Linked DNA regions of Mus musculus: region 2 is linked to region 1. The links are chromatin loops, found by intact Hi-C in ENCODE. Cell type or tissue: left cerebral cortex. All regions are shown on one strand. Each heading gives the region's core, and the rest is flanking DNA. Links, peaks and the distances in the headings are about the cores only.

Region 1 (9,598 bases), core at 841-8,840:
TTTCTCTGTGTAGCCCTGGCCTCCCTCTGCCTCTGCTCTCCTACAACTAGGATTAAAAGTGTGCGCCACCACTTCCCAGCTCCCAGATCCACTATCATCAGGTTTTTGTGGTGCTCAGAAGTTGGGCATGCTGGATAAGTGTTCTACTACTAACCACTGTCCCCTGCCGCTAGGCCCAAACCTTATTCCTGTGGTTACTCACATACGCTTAGCAGGGAGGGAATAAAAGAGTAAAGTTCTGAGGTGGGAAGGAAAATACAGGGTAATGAGCAAGCTAAGGGTTAACAGTCACTCTTCTGGGGCTGGAGAGATGGCTCAGTGGTCAAGAGCACTGACTGCTCTTCCAAAGGTCCTGAGTTCAAATCCCAGCAGCCACATGGTGGCTCACAACCATCCATAATGAGATCTGACGTCCTCTTCTGCCTGGAGTGTGTGATGACAGCTACAGTGTACTTACATATAATAAATAAATAAACCTTAAAAAGGAAAAAAAATAATTCCTAAGTTTAAAAAATAAAATAAAATAAAAACCTCACTCTCATATGTAGATCCTATCTTAAATACATGAGACATGGGATCAGAAGTGGACTATGACAGGGGTGGGGATTAGAGACACACAGGGATTGGACAGATGGACAGAGGGAAAGCAGGATAGACAGAGAAGTAGTGAGAATCAGATATGAACAAGGTTCAGTGATGTAGTATGACATTCCCCAGAGATGAGTGGAGCAGTAGGCAAAAAGACTCACAAAGATGGACAACATTAACATTTTTTTTTTGCTCTTCTCAAATCAGTACAGCTCTGTCAGCCTCCCTAGACACATGAACCCACAGTTACTGCACCTCTTTCTTGAATGGAACGACACAGGTACAGGGTCTTTGCCTGGCAGTTCCTGGAGGTCCCTATGGTTTTCTAAGCAATCACTTTACTTCTCCCCAAGATACTACATGGGCACAAGTAAGTCTCACTTGTGAGAATGTGGACATATGACAAGAAAACAGGTTGTGAATAGGCATGGTGGAACATGCCTGGATCTGCAGCATTTGGGAAGAGACAGTCTTCTGTGGATCAGCCTGAGCAAAAAGAGACCTCTGCCCTCCAAAAAGGCAAGCTGTGGATTAGATCTCATATGTCAACTAATTAAAGTGTGGAGCAAGCTGGGTGTGGTGGTGCACGCCTTTGATCCCAGCACTTGGGAGGCAGAGGCAGGCGGATTTCTGAGTTCAAGGCCAGCCTGGTCTACAAAGTGAGTTCCAGGATAGCCAGGGCTACACAGAGAAACCCTGCCTCAAAAACAAAACAAGAAAATATAAAGTGTGGAGCAGTCAGGGTGTTGTCGAAGTCATGCATTAATTACTTGGTGCTGGCAGGTGGTTCTAAATAACTGGTTATATCCCAAAGAATATCAAGTTGTGATGCATTTAATCTTACCTGAATGGAAGTTAAGATGGAAGAGACATCATATGTGGGACTCCATCGATTCTGCAGGATATCTAAACATATGCTACCATCAGCATACACTGCAAAACAACACAGTTAGTTACAAGCAACTCTCGTGCCACAGTGAGAGCTCTTCAGCACACACTAAACTCTGTTTCACAGGGAAGCTTGTCCTGAAAGGAACGTCCGCCTCACTACCCGTGGCATTTTTGGAAGGCTGAGGGAAATTTTTCTGAAGCCTGCCATACATTCGTTACCACATTTTGGGTCCAAGGTTGTAGCTCAGTGGTAGCGTGCCTGCTTCACATGTGCAGGCCTGGGCTCACTCCCCAGCACCCAAACCAAGATTACTCCACCTTTCTTAAGCCTCAAATAGAGATCCTGAAAAAGACCCACTTCTAGAGATGATTCTCAGATTATCATGAATATAGAGATTTACTTGTAGGACTTTCACAACGGCATAATCTATGAGGAAAAAAGAGCAAACTCCCTTATGGTCCAAAAGTCTGGTTAAACTATGGCACTCACGACTGGAGGTGCAGCTTGGTGGTAGAGCAATTAATTATACTCATGGACAAAGTCCTGGGTTCCCAGCATCACAAAAATAGTAAATAACAACACATTCAAGGAACATTATTTATAGCCATCAAAAATGCCACCTATCTCCTGTGTTTGCCACAAAATTAAGGAGTTTTTGATTCTATAGACAGGTTCTCACTATTATAGCCCTGGCTGAGCTGAAAATCACCATGTAGACCAGGCTGGACTTGAACTCACAGAGATTGGCCTGCCTCTACCTGAAAAAAAAATGCTTAAAAATTATCCAGTAGGTTCCATATTTTGATTTTTTTTTAAAAAATTATATAAATAAATACCTTCACTTTGACTAAATGAGGACACAGACATTTGTAAAATTAATGTCAAAATATTTACAGCTAAGACTGATAGCTGATATTTACCCTTATAATGAGCATCCGATCCCTGAATCGCCTAGCTACACACAAGTAGAAGAAAAAGAATGAATGAAGTCAACACTCAAACCCTTAGGCCAATGTTACAGACATTGCCGTTGAGTGTGGCTTCGTTCTTTTAGAAGTGTCGTGTAGTCCAGGCCTGCTGAGTCTAGCACAGCTCTGAGCTCTAACCCTCCCTCCTGCCTCTTTCTACCTCCCAGAGATTGTGTTGGGATTACAAGCATGTTCCACTTCTGGCAATCTTGCCAAACTGAAAAGCCTCAGAACCAGGATATTCTCCATGGAAAACAGGACCGAGGGAGAAAGAGCGTGTGTGTGAGTGCGAGTGCGGGTGTAAATCCTAGGGTCTCCACGCTCCATCCCTGTTAGACCCCTCTGGGCAATTTTGCCTACCCTCCTGGCCTCACTTCTCTGTGCTAACAGTTAGCCTCAGTTCAGACCTTCTGGCCTGAGAGCGTGAGTCAGCCACCTCTCATCTTTTCTATAGAAGGAAATGGCATACACGCCAGAAGAAAAAAAAAAGCATTTGATAATAATAAAATCTTGAACTAGTTTTGATTTTTTTAGATACCAAAAAGAAACTTGCATCTAAATGTCCATCAACTGATCCACAGGTAAACAGAATCCATCCAAATAGTAAAATATTATTCAAGCAGTAGAGACGGAGTACAGCTACAATTATCTCCACAGACAGACGTAGATATAGGTGAAAAGTCAGTCAGGGCAGTGTGCGCTAAGAACCCATTAAAACAAAGCGCCCAGACTATTTGTTGTGTCTCACAAGAGAAAAGGAAGGCAGCCACATTCATAGTTTTGCTGTGTCTGTGACTACACCCAAACTCTACTGAACTGTGTAATTTTAATGTGTTGTACTTTTGTAATATAGTGTAATTGTGTAATGCAGTGCTAGAGCACACCTTCAATCCCAGTACTCAGGAGGCAGATAGAGCTCTGAGTTCATGGCCAGCCCTGTCTACAAAGCAAGTTCCAGGACAGCCGGGGTTGCCTTGAAAAATCAACCAACAAACAGGAATTGGCAAGTAGAACGGTGCGTACGTTCTATATGTGAGTGTGTCAACCCGAGACTGGGCATGCAGCTCAGGTTGTGGAGTGCTTGCCTACTGTGTAAATGTCCAGTTTGATTCCTAGCACCACAGATTTTGGGCATGGTGGCACCTGCCCATAAGCCCCTGCAGCTGATCCTGAGCTCGGTCAGCCTTGGATCCATCAACCTGAAGGCCAGCCTGGCTATGAGATCCCATCATTTAGCTGTTTTACTCATTTGAGTGTGCACACATGTGCATGTGTGCTCTAGTAACACATGTGGAGATCAGAGGACAACCTGCAGGAATTGGTTCTATCATGAGCATCCTGGAGAGCGAACTCAGGCTGTCACACTTAGAGGGAAGTACCTTTTTACCTACTGAGACATTTTATTTTGTTTTGGGAGATAGGGTCTCAGTCCAGTCTGGCTTTTAAGTCTCTAAGAACAACCTTGAATTCCTGATTACCCACTTCCTGGCTTGAATGTGTGGTTTTTAAAAGCTAAGTTTCAGGTAAAATTTGTGTTCTTTAAGCAAATAAATGTTTATTACTTTTAATTCAGATGTTATTAAATTACTTTAATTCACACATGGAACCCTGTTAAGATTCTAGCAATGAAACTGTAGCTAACACAGGTGTGGAAACAGTATTTGAAGACTAGCCCTAACTGTAAGAATAAGCTGTACCCACGGGGAGGAACAAACCCTCCCAGCCCTCATCCCATCTCTGACACAGTCTAGGAGGCTGCTACTTACCATTTGGATGAAACATTTTGGATAAAAACCTAACGGTTGGTGGTTTATTTGGATATTCTTCAGAAAATTCTATTACTAGTTTAAAAGTACCTAAATAGAAAACAAACCAAAGTACAATAAAGACAAACATTACTTTTAAATGCCTTCATCAAATAATTCTTAATTCTATATCAAATTTTGCACAACCACACTCGTTAGCCCGAGAACTCTCATTTAGCATATAAAATATCTAAAATACTTCTGTTATAGACTATGAACAAGCAATGCTGTCAAAAGCTGAGGATAGGGGCTGGTGAGATGGCTCAGCAGGGGCTGGTGAGATGGCTCAGCAGGTAAGAGCACCCGACTGCTCTTCCGAAGGTCCTGAGTTCAAATCCCAGCAACCACATGGTGGCTTACAACCATCCGTAACAAGATCTGACTCCCTCTTCTGGTGTGTCTGAAGACAGCTACAGTGTACTTACATATAATAAATAAATAAATAAATCTTTAAAAAAAAAAAAAAAAAAAGCTGAGGATAAGCCCTTTCATGGGCTACTGGAAGAAATGTGGAAAGCGGCAACTGTCACATCTGATTAACTGATTGTATGATCTGTGCAGGCAGGTAGGCAGCACAGCTGGGATGTGTGGAGGTCAGCGGTCAGTTGTTCTGAAGTCAGTTCTTTCCTCCCACCTTCACCTGAGCTCTAGGACTCAAACTCAGGTTGTGAGGGTTGGTGTGGGCGAGCTCCTTCACCCTCTGAGCCATCTCAGCACTCCCAATTGTCAGATTTTTGAAAGGCAACTGGGCCCTAGCTACTAATATTTTAAAAATACACACTCAGCCGGGCGTGGTGGCGCACGCCTTTAATCCCAGCACTTGGGAGGCAGAGGCAGGTGGATTTTTGAGTTTGAGGCCAGCCTGGTCTACAGAGTGAGTTCCAAGACAGCCAGGGCTACACAGAGAAACCCTGTCTCGAAGAACCAAAAAAAAAACAAAACAAAAAACAAAACCAAAAAACAGCTGGACTATATTAAAAAAAAATAAGCAAACCTCCAACAGCTGGACTATACAGTTTCAAGTAAGCATGTGAGGTAGTTGAGCTGCTTGCTCTCAGGCCCACTCAGCAGTATCAGTACCACTATGGGTAAGAAGTGGATTCATGAAACCGAGCGGCACTGAGAACAGCGTGGACGTTGATTAACTCACCATGGCAACAGACACAAGATCGCCAAGAACCAGATAGCACCAAGCAGCAGCAAAGTTACAAAACAATGTTGTGGCCTGAATATTACCACTTTCTGATTTCCAAAACATTGGTTTTTTAAAAATAGCATTTAATTAAAATAATGGTTGCAAAAAATCTGAGATTCACATAGCTGAGATTTACTGGCACTCATGTTTCTGTACAGACTGCTTCCAATAACCTACTGGAACTTGTACCAGAAATCGTTAACTTGACAGCTGGGGACATAGCTCAGTTATAGAACACTTGCATAGCAGGCAGATAAAAAGCCTGGGGTGGGATGCATAGGAAATATTGTAACCCCAGCTAGTCAGGCAGCTAAGACAAGATGTCAAGTTCCAGGCCAACCTGGCAACTCTGCAGGACCTTGTCTCAAAATAAAGTAAATCGGGTTGGGAGCTCAGTGGAGAGCACTGGCCTGCACCCTGGGGTCATTCTCCAGCTGCCAAAACAGAGGCCCTGGGAAAACCCGCCAATTCATCAAGACGTAATCGAGCCTTATAACATTAACCTACCTAAATCATTTACTTTTTTTTTTTTTTTTTGGATTTTTGAGACAAGGTTTCTCTGTGTAGCCCTGGCTGTCCTTGAACTCAGAAATCCGCCTGCCTCTGCCTCCTAAGTGCTAGGATTAAAGACGTGTGCCACCACGCCCGGCTTAAATAATATACTTAAGAGAAATACTAAATAGCATACTTAAAGACTTGCTAGTGACAAGCACACTACTATTCTGCATTTGTACAGTTCTTCATGTTTGGTTTAAAGAGGACAGCTGGGTTCTCTTATCTACATGCAACCTGTTACAATATGTTTAGTTGACGTACAGTACATGAAGAAAATATGGCCTCACACAATATGTAACTGAAAAGGATTTTCATAGCCCTTTCAGATAACTAGACAGGTCTGATATTGTACAAGTTTGTTTGTTTGTGTTTTTTTTTTTTTTTGGTTTGTTGCAATGGAGCATGGGGGGGGGAATCCAAAAAACAAAAAACCATCTCTTTACTCAATTACAAGTTTAATGTAATTTAAAAATATATACAGAAATTAAAAAATGTAAAGTACAGCAGAATTAAACTGCTATACTTTAAAGTCTTGTCTTTTTTTTTTTTAAATCTACAGACAGACCCAAGGTCATGCCAGGCACACACTCCCAGTAACCCAGCTCCTGCTCTAGGCTCCAGCTGCACCCACTCTGCTGTGGAAGGCCTCTGAGGTCCTTCATAAAGCACAGTATTAAGGAGCATCCACATGTAAGGACGAGCAATTTCAACTACCACCAAGTCCTCTTAACATGCAAAGAACACAGTCACTGTTAGCACAGTGTGGGCCACAGTCCCGGCTCGTTCTTAGATGCTCAATTCCTTAGGTACAGATCTAGCTTAGTGAGGCTGCCTTTGTATCAGCAATGCAAAGGTCAACACAGTTAAAGATGACCACAGGGTCTCCTGTATGGCGGACTCAAGACATCTTGAAGAGTTTGGGAATGGACAACTGAGAAGTCCTGACATAGTTAAAGAAGTGTGCCACAATCATTCAGTAGCTCCTGGGATTCCTCATGCCTACTCACAAGTAAGTAAGTGACAGTGTGGTACGCATCCCTACACGGGCATACATGTTTAGTGAGAGAGAGAGGATAGTCCTAGCATTTGGAAGGCAGAGGCAGGAGGATTTGTGAGTCTAGACCTACAGAAGAGGCTACAGTGAGATCCATCTCAAATATACAGATGCTAGGTTATTCTACAGCATCTTTGTCTAAGACCTACAGCTAGACCGGCCTCCTTTTCTTCGACAGGTACTTAATATCCTAGCGTCCAAGAACGGCACCACTCACTTCTCAGGTTTTCAGGTGGTTCTCTCACAAATAGTTCATAGTAACTATTCTTTTTTTTTTTTTTTGGTTTTTCAAGACAGGGTTTCTCTGTGTAGCCCTGGCTGTCCTGGAACTCACTTTGCAGACCAGGCTGGCCTCGAACTCAGAAATCTGCCTGCCTCTGCCTCCCGAGTGCTGGGAAAAAAGGTGTGTGCCACCACGCCTGGCCACAGTAACTATTCTTGTCAAACATGCTGAACAGATGAATTCTGAAGTCATTCTGATAATTACAGCAAAGCTGTTTAATTTTTTTTTAATCCACTATAATTAAGGAAAATCTTTCAGTACCTGCTTAAAGTCAACTTAACAAACTTAATTGTGATTACAGATTAGAATCATTCTCCCATTTTCCTGGCTCCTGTTAGACCCAAATTGAGCTGCAAATGACTGCACAACGTTTCTGGGTGCTAAATGCTGAGTAGTGAAGCTACTGGTAACTCTGAATTCAGGACTCAGGGATGCCTGGCAGTGGAGTGCCTCCCTAGAACATACCAAGCTCTGGATTTATTCCCTAGTAATAGGGAGAAAAGAAATGGAAAATTTTACAACACCCTTATGAATGCAGACAAGAAAGCAAGGAAACAGTTACCCACTTGGTAGCAGTGCCCAGGGAGCACCTCTATTAGGCCGCCCAAACATCAACCATTTTGTAACACAGACCACTTAGACCTACAGCTGTATAGGTAACCCATGTCACACGGAAAACTGGTGAAAGGTGACCAAGGTGATGTGCAAAAAAAAAGATCCCCATGAGCTCTAAGTTTTCATTTGCTTGCTTAGTATGCCAAGAGCTTATTAAGAGTAGAGCCTGTCTTCAAATACTGTTAGAGTCTCTGACCAAAGGGCACCCTTTTAATATGTAGATAATAAGAATTACTTACCATCTTCAAAGGGTGTCCCTTCTGGTCTGAAAACAAAAAGATCTCTGATTAAAATTAGTTTTTTACTCTTCTTTCTCTGTCTTCAGGGAGGGAAGGATAACTTGGGAACTAGGAGGACGGCGCTCACCCTGCTCCTGAGAGCTGCATAAACTTTACCTGTCAGACTGCCACAGCCGTGGCTTGAACTCAGGCAGCACAAAGGACTTTCAATGCTCAAGTTCTTTTTGAAAGGAAATTTGTCTATGATTTTGTTGCAAAAGAATACTGTACAGCTGAGTGTGGCAGCGCACACCCAAATAAAGGCACATGCCTTATTCCCAGCACTGGAAGGAAAAGGCAGGTAGATATCTTGAGTTTGAGGCTAGCCTGGGCTACAGTGTGAGTTCCAGGACAGCCAGTGGCTACACAGAGAAACCCTGTTTTCAAAACCAAAACCAACCAACAAACAAAAACCCAAGAGTCTACAAGTGAACCTGGTACCACACACTTGTATTCCCAGAGACTCAGGAGGCAGAAGCAGAGGATGTCAGAGTTTGAGGACTGCCTAAGATACACAGCCTGACTAACTTGGCAAGGCCATCTCAAACTAAGATTTTAAAAAGGATGGTATAACACATACACAGGGGGAAAAAAAAGCGGGGGATGCGAGTCTCCCAGCCCGGGCTTGCCCAACCATGCAGCAATTGTCCTGCCTCAGACTTCTGAGTGCTAGGATTTATTAAGGATAAGTCAGTATACCTATTTTGATTTTCTTGAGATAAGGTCTTACTAAATAAATAGCCCAGGTTGGCTTCTACATTGTGATCCTTCTGCCTCAGCCTTCCAGGGGCTATGATTATAGATGACTGACCAGGACTTCAGGAATGTTAAGGCAAGCACTCCACCACTGAGCTAGCTACATTCTTAGTACCCCACTAGTTATCTACTAGTTAAGTGTAGATCCCCCACTAGTTATATCCTAGTTAAGTGTAGATCCTTGTAAGACAGCTTACTGATGAAGAATATTTGAAAAAACCTCTTACAGGAATTTGATTTCCAGTACCCATGTCAGGGAGCTTACAACTTCAGGACATCAGACATTGGCCTCTGGCTTCCAATGGGCACCTGCTCTCTTATACACGTATCCTTCAAACCCTAGTTTTTAATCAATTACCTGGGTTGACTGTAAAATCATACCATACCATAACTAGCTGTAGTGGTAAATTCCCATAATCCCATATATAGACAAACACACATAATCAAAAATTTTTTACATTTTAAATCAAAAAGGATGTGCAGGGCTAGCAAGACAGTTTAGCAAGTAGAACTACTCGCCATACTATCTCTTGAACACATGATGGAGGGAGAGAAATGACTACACAATTGTCATCTTACCTCTACACCAAGTGTTATGGGTTATAGATA
Region 2 (9,598 bases), core at 1,080-9,079, 260 kb before region 1:
GGATTCCACGGAGCAGCCCAGCAGCCTGCTGAAGGTGACAGCACCAAGGCTCCTCACACATTTACACAGGGTCCTCTTCACATTTACACAGGGTCAGGGAAGGCCTATGCTAACCCATTTACGTGATCCTTCAGAACATAATTATGTAAGGACCTTTAACAAAACCACTGGGTTTCCTACACCTTTAAGCCCAGCACTTGGAAGATAGAGGTGGGTAGATCTCTGAGTTTGAGGCCAGCCTACTATACAGAGTAGAGTTCTCAGTTACCCAGGGCCACACAGAGAAACCCTGTCTCAACAAACAAACTCCCAAAAACCTAAGTGTTCATTTGAAGACACTAGTTGTTTCAAATTAAGCTGAGTTAAGACACTTACAGATCCAGATTGTCTAACAAACTCTGGCAAACTGAATTCAAGTATCCAGTTTCTATTGCGTTGTGAGATACATCAAATACAAAGAGGTACACTGGAGGTTGTGGTGGTCGTAACTAGAAGGAAAAAGAGTTCAATTAAATATATCCAACAGTATTAAATTTGTATTTACATGATGGGGTCACATACAACAAAATTACTACATACAGATTATAAAGTGGAGGCAGCAGATGGAAGCACTTCCCTGAACACAGATGCACTTCCCACTTACACAGGGGCTCAGTAAGACCTAAGCTAACCTATGAAAGCAGCCTTTAGAACACACCTACATACCTCTGGAAACACAAACTGCTCATCTGAAGATACTATCCGTTTCAAACTGAAAGACAAGTGTCTGGCATAGCTCAGAAGAGACTTCTCTAGGCAGGAAAGAACACATGCTATCACGGGCTGCTGGCAGTGTTGGCAATGCTCTAATGTGCAGGGTGTTTTGTTGTGTACCATGTGCACACAACCTGGAAGGCAGAAGGGGATGCTGGAGTCCCTAGAACTGGAGTTACAAGATGGTCGTCAGCTCTCATGTGGGTGCTGAGAATCAAATCTAGATCCTCTGGAAGTCGACCAGTGCTTTTAACCCCCGAGCTAGCTCTGTAGCAACTGATGTTACAGCCTTGATCCAGATAGTACTAACACAACTGGTTTACTTCATAATTATTTGATAACATATACATTTATGTATGGTTTGTCTACTAAGCATATTTCTTCTTTTTCGCTTCTTCTCCTCCTCCTCTACTTTAATGCGTTTCTCTTTTTTTTTGGTTTTTCGAGTCAGGGTTTCTCTGTGTAGCCCTGGCTGTCCTGGAACTCAATTTGTAGACCAGGCTGGCCTCGAACTCAGAAATCCACCTGCCTCTGCCTCCCGAGTGCTGGGATTAAAGTTGTGTAGTTGTGTAACACCACACCCAGCAGATGCTTGGGTTCTTTAACTTTAATTTGACAGAGAACTATTACTAATAACTTCAGTGACTCAATTAAAAAGATTGACCCCTTATAAATTACATAGTAAAAGAGACTAAATCTCACATACAGGTTAAAACAAAACAAAACAACTATCTATACCTATACCTATACATACACATACACACACATATATATATCTCACTTGAAGTGCTGCCAGAGAAGTGTGAGGATCCAAATTTAATCTCCAGAACCCATGTGAAAAGTCTGGGTTGGGCATGAGTTTGTAGCCAGGGCTAAGGAAGCAGAGAAAGGAGGAACCCTTGGGCTCTCTAAGCAGTGAGCCTAGCCTAATCAGTGACTCCCAGGTCAATGAGAGATCCTGTCTCAAAAAAACCAAGGTGGGTGGCTTAGTGATACATGCATTAAATCCTAGCTTCTTTCAGGAGGCAGAGGCAAGTAGATCTCTATGAGTTCAAGGCCAGTCTGGTCTCAAGTGTTCCAGGACAGGTCAGAACTACATAGTGAGACCTTATTCAAACAAAAAGCTACTAATATGATGGATAGCACCCGAGGCATGATACAGGGGCTGAAATGATACAGGGGTTTACATGCGCACACACACACACACACACACAGAAGAAGACATGATACAGGGGCTGATCTTTGGCTTACATGCACACACACGTGCGCGCGCGCTCGCGCACACACACACACACACAGAAGAAGAAAGAAATATGCTCATTAGACAAGTCAAGCTGGTGTTACGTGTTAGCATCATTTTCATATTCCTTTTTGCTTAAATGCAATTAAGGCTCAGTAAAAGAGTATCTAACTCAAGAGACCTGGGCTTTTTTTTTTTTTAACTTTATGTATATTTGTGAGTGTCTGCATGTACATACATGCACTGCTTGTATGTAGTGCACAAAGAAGCCAGAATAGGGCCTCAGATCCCCTGAAACCACAGTTATAGGACATTGTGAGCTGCCACATGAGTGCTGGGAACTGAACTTAGGTCTTCTGCAAGAGCAGTCAGAGCTCTTAACCCTACCCTCTTTGTTAATGACTTCTTTATTTTTATTTTATGTATATTAGTGTTTTGCCTGCATGTGTGAATGTATAAGGGTGTCAGACCCCCAGGAAATAGAGTTACAGGGAGTTGTGAGCTGCCTTGTGGACGCTGGAATTGAACCTGCATCCTCTGGAAGAGCAGCCAGTGCTCTTGAACTCCTGAGTCATCCTTCCAGCCCCAAAGCTCTTAACCCCTAACATATCTTCAGCCCATTTTTTGTTTGTTTTTGAAGACGATTTTATACAGTCCACACTGGCCTAACTACAGTGTAATTCAGGCTTGAACTAATCCTCCTGCCTCTACCTCCTGAATGCTGAGATTACATAGCATTATTTATAAAACACAGAAGTCTGATTTAACTGAGATATAAATATGATCCCAATATCATGCTGCAAGTTTCTTGCTATAGATGAGACACTGAAGTAGACCTTCCCATGCAACTTTACGCTCTGAACACTGTAACCTAACTGCACGTGTGTGTGTGCATGACATATGTGTATGCTGTGTGCGTGTGCCGGTACCAGGACCAGGTGCTCCCAATGCAGCTTTGTGTGGGTTCTGGGAAGGGGCTCAGGTCATCAGGCTTGCATAGCAAGCACTTCTACTTTGTGAACAAATACTTTCTCAGCTAAGAAAGAGAACTTTGTTAAAAGATATTATATAATTTTAAATCGCAGTGTGATGGCTTGGGGTATGGCTTGCAATAGTAATCATATTACTTGGAAGTCTAAAACAGATTTATAGGAACTTTGAAGCTAGCCTTAGCTAACCAGCAACTACCAGAAAAACCACAGCTACATAGTACATCAAAAACAAACAAACAAACAAAACAACCAACACACCCTGCTCTAGAAAGAAAAAAAAAGGGAGCTTACCATGTATTCTGAAGGAGCCATAAACTCAATAGTAGCATTCTGGACTTCAGGTCTTTTGTGAGGTTCTCCATAAACTCTGGTTAAAGGGTTGTACATGAATTCTTCAGGAACTGGTGCAAAACAAAAAATGATTAAAAAAAGGATTAATTCAATAACTTACATTTTGATTTTTATTAATTTAGGTGTTGTAATTAATTTAAACCTGGTTAAAAATAAAGGAACAAATTGAATTTTTAAAAGGGTTCTATTTAAACTCCTCCTATAATATACGGCAGCAAGAGGCTTTGCAGACAACTGCAATCACTGTGACGTTCCCAGCACCCAGTGTCCTGGCTAAATCCTTACGGCTCATTTCCAAATAAGCTTGAAAAGATGATTAAAAACTCAACAAATGCCAGTTGTTTTTCAGAAATCTCCCAACTGTACAGAAGTTGACCTTTGACCCAGAAGGCTGCTCCCAGACAGTCAAGGTGCAACTGTTTCAAGGTAAAGCCATGAGGGATCAGCAACAAGCTTTATTAGCACCAATTGCTTTTGTACAACACCAAGTGCCTCAGTGAATTGAACCTGTAATTCACTATGCTCAGAGTATATTAGGGATTAGCTGTCATTGAACCTAGTTTCCCAGTAATTGTTTAAAGATTAAAATCCTTAGGCTGGGGGAGTCAAAAAATTCCAAACAAACAAATCCATGAGGTGGTGCATGCCTGTAATTGCACCACGTCAAAGACTGGGCCAGGGGATCACCACCAAGTTAGATGCCAGACTAAGCTAGAGAGCAACAAATACCAGGCCAACCTGGAGTACAGTGGTAGTCTTTGTCTCAAAGATCAAACAAAGGTCCAGCAAATGGCTCAACAGGTAAGTGTACTTCCTGTCATGCTTAACCTGTGTTTGATCCCTGGCACCCACACTGGATGGAGAGAACTGATTCCTACCAAGTTGTCCTCTTACCTCCATGTGCATATTGTGGCATACATGCCCTACCTCACAACACACACACACACACACACACACACACGCGCGCACACACACGATAAAGAAAATAGCAAACCACAACCACCACAACCAACCTAAAATGGTTATGTACTCAAAGGCTGAAACTATAGTTCATTCAGTAGCTCCACAGGATATGCAGGAGGCTACAACCTTTATCACAACTCCACTTGTGCATTGCAGCACATACACTTCAGATTTTAAAGGGGAACTTAACACGACTTTTTTTTCCTGATTTTTTCCAGAAAGACATTTAAAAATTTCCCTTCTCTCTGCCTTTTTGAGTCAAGGTCTTATGGAGGCAGCCCAGGTTGGCTTTGAATTCTCTGTAAAATACTCAGGAAGACCTTCTGTCTCTGCCTCCCAAGTGCTAAGAATTCAAACAGAGAGCTGTTGGTTATATGATATCTTAAAATATAAATTATAAAGTAGTTACTGAGAGAGAGCACCTCTTCAGTTACTGATCACACTGTATTCAACTAATCGAGTACCGTCCTAGTCTGTTCAACAGCAGTGAGTGACAAAAAGCAGCCATTACTCTATACCTATTTTCTTTTATCCTAGGAGGAAAAAAAAATCACACAAAATAATTTCAAAATAAAAGTATTTCTGGTCGGGCGTGGTGGCGCACGCCTTTAATCCCAGCACTCGGGAGGCAGAGGCAGGTGGATCTCTGAGTTCGAGGCCAGCCTGGTCTACAAAGTGAGTTCCAGGACAACCAGGGCTATACAGAGAAACCCTGTCTCGAAAAACAAAAAAAAAAAAAAAAAAAAAAATTTCTGGCTGGAGATAGTTCAGCTGGCAGAGTGCTGTCCTAACACGGAGGAAGTCCTGGGCTCAACCTCCAGCATCTCATAAACTAGGACCAGCAGCATACACCTAGAACACCAGCACTCAGTAGGTAGAAGAAAGAGGTCCCAGAAGTTCAGGGCATCCTTAAGTGCACTTGAGACTAGCTCAAAATAAAACAAAACAAAAATCTTTTTTTGTTTGTTTGTTTTTTTTGTTTTTGTTTTTTCAAAACAGGGTTTCTCTGTATAGCCCTGACTGTCCTGGAACTCACTCTGTAGACCAGGCTGGCCTCGAACTCAGAAATCCGCCTGCCTCTGCCTCCCGAGTGCTGGGATTAAAGGCGTGCACCACCATACCCGGCCTCAAAACAAAAATCTTAAACCATACTGTGAACTATCCCATTTATATGTTCAATATAATAAATGTAAAAGATCATCTCGAAAATATAATTATCAATTCCTGCCCCCAAAGTATATATGTATTTCTAAGTATAAAGGTGTAAAAAAAAAGTTAGTGTTATCTATCTGACCTAAATACCTGGTTATCTGTATACCAAATAAATAAAAGGGCTTTTTTTTTTTTTTTTAAATAGGCTTTCATCATTACTATCAGACTTGTTAGTGGCTACTAGGATTACAGGCTTTTTCAAGACAGGGTCTCTCTATGTAGACCAGGCCAGCCTCTCAGAGATCTACATGCCTCTACCTTATGAGTACATACATACATACATACATACATACATACATACACACACACACATATATATATATAGGCACCTAGATGGCTTTTTTTTTTAAGATTTATTTATTTATTTATTGTATGCTTTAAGTACACTGTAGCTGTCTTCAGACACTCCAGAAGAGGGTGCCAGATCTCATTACAGATGGTTGTGAGCCACCATGTGGTTGCTGGGATTTGAACTCCGGACCTTCGGAAGAGCAGTCAGTGCTCTTAACCGCTGAGCCATCTCTCCAGCCCCCCTAGATGGCTTTTTATTAGGTATTTTCTTTATTTACATTTCAAATGTTATCATCCTTCCTAGTTTTCCCTCCAAAAATCCTCTATCCCTTCCCCACTCCCCCTGCTCCCCAACCCTCAGTGCTGGGATTAAAAGTGTGTACCACCCAAACAAAAATATGGTTTTTTGCTTCAAATGTTAAACATTTTAAAGAATCGTACCATCATTGACTCGATAACATAAGTTACATTTCCACCTTCTTTGATCAAGGAAGTTGACGAAAGGGTTAATGTAAGTCCTGCATGAACGGCATCTCACAATTGTGCTGGAGGTGACCACGGGCAACTGCTGGAAAAAACAAACCAAAAAAATGGAGCTAAGGAGTTAATCCATCTCTTCCTTTACCTTCGGAGTAAATCCTAGTACAAAAAGTGTGGGCACTGAGGCTCACACATAGGGTCTCTATGCTAGAGCAAGATGCAGGAGGGCAGCAATAAGTCTGAGGCCAGCCTGGGCTACAGAGCAAGAACTAATTTCCCAACACCACAAGTGGGTAGTATCCACAAGAAAATGTATCTATTAGAAAACTACTCCTCTTTTCATTAAACATTCTCACTGCAGAATCAAGGGGGTACATGGTACAAGGCATTTTCAGGGACAGCACTCTCTTTTTATTATACAGGTCTCATCATGTTGCCCAGTCTAGTTCCCAACTCCTTAACTCACATAATCCTCCTGTCTCAGTTCCAAGGAAAGAAAGTACATTCTAAAACAATGAAAAATGAAACTCTTACAGAATTAAACTTTAAGAGGTCTACTTAACTAGCTGGGTGGTGGTGGCCCACACCTTTAATCCCAGTACTTGGGAGGAGGCAGAACTTTCTGTGCCTGGTAGGCAATGTGAATTTTAGGATAGCCAGGTCTACACTGAGAAATCCTGTCTGAAAAACCATTTTTAAAAAGTCTTCAAGGGTTATCATCTATATTAACAGTTCTGGGTCAGGGATCTGTCTCAGTAGATCAAAGCACTTTGCAGTAAAAGCCTGACAGCCTGTGTTTGATTCCCAAAGCCCATGTCAAAAACAGGATGGTGTGGCAGCATCTATTACCTCACCAATCCTATGGGCGGGGGGGGGGGGGGGGTAGGGGCGCTGTAAGAGGGAAACACAGGAGAATCACCAGGAAATTCTTAGGCCAGCTAGCCCAGAGTTCAGAGCATAGCAGAACCAAGAGTGACCCTGTCTCAGTAAGGTTGGAAGGTGGGAACTGACTCTCAAAAGCTGTTCTTACCTCCATCTGCATGCATTTGAACTCATATAGCTACAGCATACAAAAGGAAACAATAGAAAAATAAAAAATAGAGTTGGAGAGATGGCTCAGCGGTTAAGAACACTGACTGCTCTTCTGGAGGTCCTGAGTTCAATTCCCAGCACCTACAGGGTAGGTCACAACCATTTATATTGGGATTCGAAGTCCTCTTCTGGAGTGTCTAAAGACAGTGACAATGTACTCACATACCTAACAATAAATAAATCTTTAAAAGAAAATGAAAAGAAAAAATAAAAATTTCACTCTTCATATTAAAATACTTCAATAAGGGAAGCTGAGAACTGTTGCCCATACCTGTAATTCTAGCACTTTGAAGGCTGAGGCAGGAGGATTCTTAACAGTTCAAGGCCAGTCTGAGCTATATAACAAGCAGCAGGCCAGCCAGGGCTATTACATGGCAAAACAGCATCTTCAAGCAAATAAATGGAAGTCAATAAAGGAGTTCGGTAGTCTAACTCAGGTGTGCAGCACCGGTCTAGCATGCATGAGACCCTCATTATAATCCCCAATATCACAACTGAAACCAACCAATCAAACAATAAAGTCTGACCACACTAATACTCAAGGGCATGTGATCACATGTTTAGGTTCTGGAGATTTAGGACATAAGTGATCTTCATTTGTTTAGATTATGGAACAATTATTTTATTTTACTTTATTTTATTTTATTTATAAATGTGTGGGCAGCAACTTCTTAGAGCAGCTGACTTTACTCCAGGAGCAGCAGAGTCAGGAAGCTAGGAGAAACTATTTTAATGGTAATTTACAACTTAGATAAATACTCAAAATCCACCCATGTCGGTCAGTCCCAAGTGTTGGAATCGCAAGTGTGTACCTGCATCCATCTTTTCAGTTCTGCCTACGTACATAGCATCCCTTGGATTTCTCAGTAATATTTCACTTTCCTTGTTTTAACTTGTAATAAAAATGTTGATTAAATTAGAAATTAAAAAAGGAAAAGAACCCTGTCATATATCAGACTTTATATTCATTCTTACATTGTTGCAAAAATACTTCACCACTTAGATAATTTTCACATCTACTCTAAAGAAGCATACCACTGGGCTGGCTGTGGTGGCACACACCTTTCGTCTCATTAATCCCAGGACACGGGAGGCAGAGGCAGCTGGATGTCAGTGAGTTCCAGGCCAGCCTGGCCTACAAAGAAGGCTTCAAGACAGTCAGGGCTGTTACAGAGAAACCCTGTCTCAAAAAACAAAAACACACACACAAAGAAGCATACCACTAGGTCCTTGAAGGGGTGGAGCAGCAGCCCCAGAGGAAGCTTGGCTTTATTCAGTAAGGCCTGAGTCTGAGGGACACTCGTCAGCGTGCATCGGAACAACCTGTAAGACAGAACAGCGTATGTCAGCTGCCGCTGCGCTCACGGCTTCAGAAAAAAGATAAACCGTGCCTATCTCAATACTCTTGGGATTAGATCAGATTACAAATGAATATAGACCTTTTTTAAATGTTTTATTAAAATATTTAAATTGCCATGCGTGACCACACATAACTATGAATCCAGCATCTACCACAGTGAGACTAGGTCTCAAGAAACTAACCATAGGCTGGGCAGCAGTGCCTCACACCTTTAATCCCAGCACCCAGAGGCCAGAGGGCAGAGGGCAGAGGCCAGAGGCCAGAGGGCAGAGGGCAGAGGCCAGAGGCAGGCAGATCTCTTTGAGTTCCAGGGACGTTACACAGAGAAACCTCAAAAAACAAAGAAACAAAAAGAATAGGTTCATCCTGGTACAATAGCCTGGACTAATAATTAATCTTACCTTGATATTAGCAGGTGATGACTCAATCCTCAAACAAATACCTTTTACAATCAATTAATTACTTAACATATTTATTTTTTTTTAGATAGGTTTTGCTATGCTACCTAGACTGGTCTTGAACTTCTGGGTCAAGTGGTTCTCCTACAACTCTACCAAACAGCTAGGACTACAGAGGCACTTAGACCACCACACCAAGTCAAAGTTTGTTGAAGAGCAGTCTTACTAAAGCTTTTAAAAATATTATTTCAAAATTACAAGTTGTACAGTTTTTAAGTCTTTACAACATACATTTAAATTATTTATGGAATACAGTGTATAATGTCTTCAAATCTGGGAGACTAAGTCAAGGCAAATAAAGTCTGAAGCCAGACAGGGTGTTGGTGGTACATGTCTTTAATCCCTGCACTTGGGGGGCAGAGGCAGTCAGATCTCTGTGAGTTCGAGGCCAGCCGAGTCTACAGAG

What was found. A loop is a pair of places that touch in the nucleus more often than their neighbours do. Peaks named below come from ENCODE experiments on the same cell type or tissue, not always from the same donor. Only the 100,000 strongest peaks of a DNase experiment are listed, where the experiment ranks them.
Region 2: a loop joins it to region 1, with 2.5 times the contacts of the local background. A loop is called at or near these places in 3 of 42 quality-filtered maps.

Annotation. Positions count from the first base shown.
Region 1 is chr11:51,987,180-51,996,777 of GRCm38, forward strand. It overlaps Ube2b (ubiquitin-conjugating enzyme E2B), which reads right to left. Exons shown (of 6, transcript NM_009458.5): 3 at 8,195-8,220; 4 at 4,215-4,304; 5 at 1,433-1,521. Among named protein-coding and RNA genes, the nearest start is that of Ube2b, 8.5 kb to the right of the region's middle. In left cerebral cortex, for the core only: no CTCF peak of the experiment used is centred there; a DNase peak (open chromatin) is centred at 5,398.
Region 2 is chr11:51,723,209-51,732,806 of GRCm38, forward strand. Sec24a (Sec24 related gene family, member A (S. cerevisiae)) reads right to left here. Exons shown (of 23, transcript NM_175255.3): 7 at 8,595-8,697; 8 at 6,244-6,370; 9 at 3,277-3,386; 10 at 376-488. Among named protein-coding and RNA genes, the nearest start is that of Sec24a, 29 kb to the right of the region's middle. In left cerebral cortex, for the core only: a CTCF peak has its summit at 5,989; no DNase peak of the experiment used is centred there.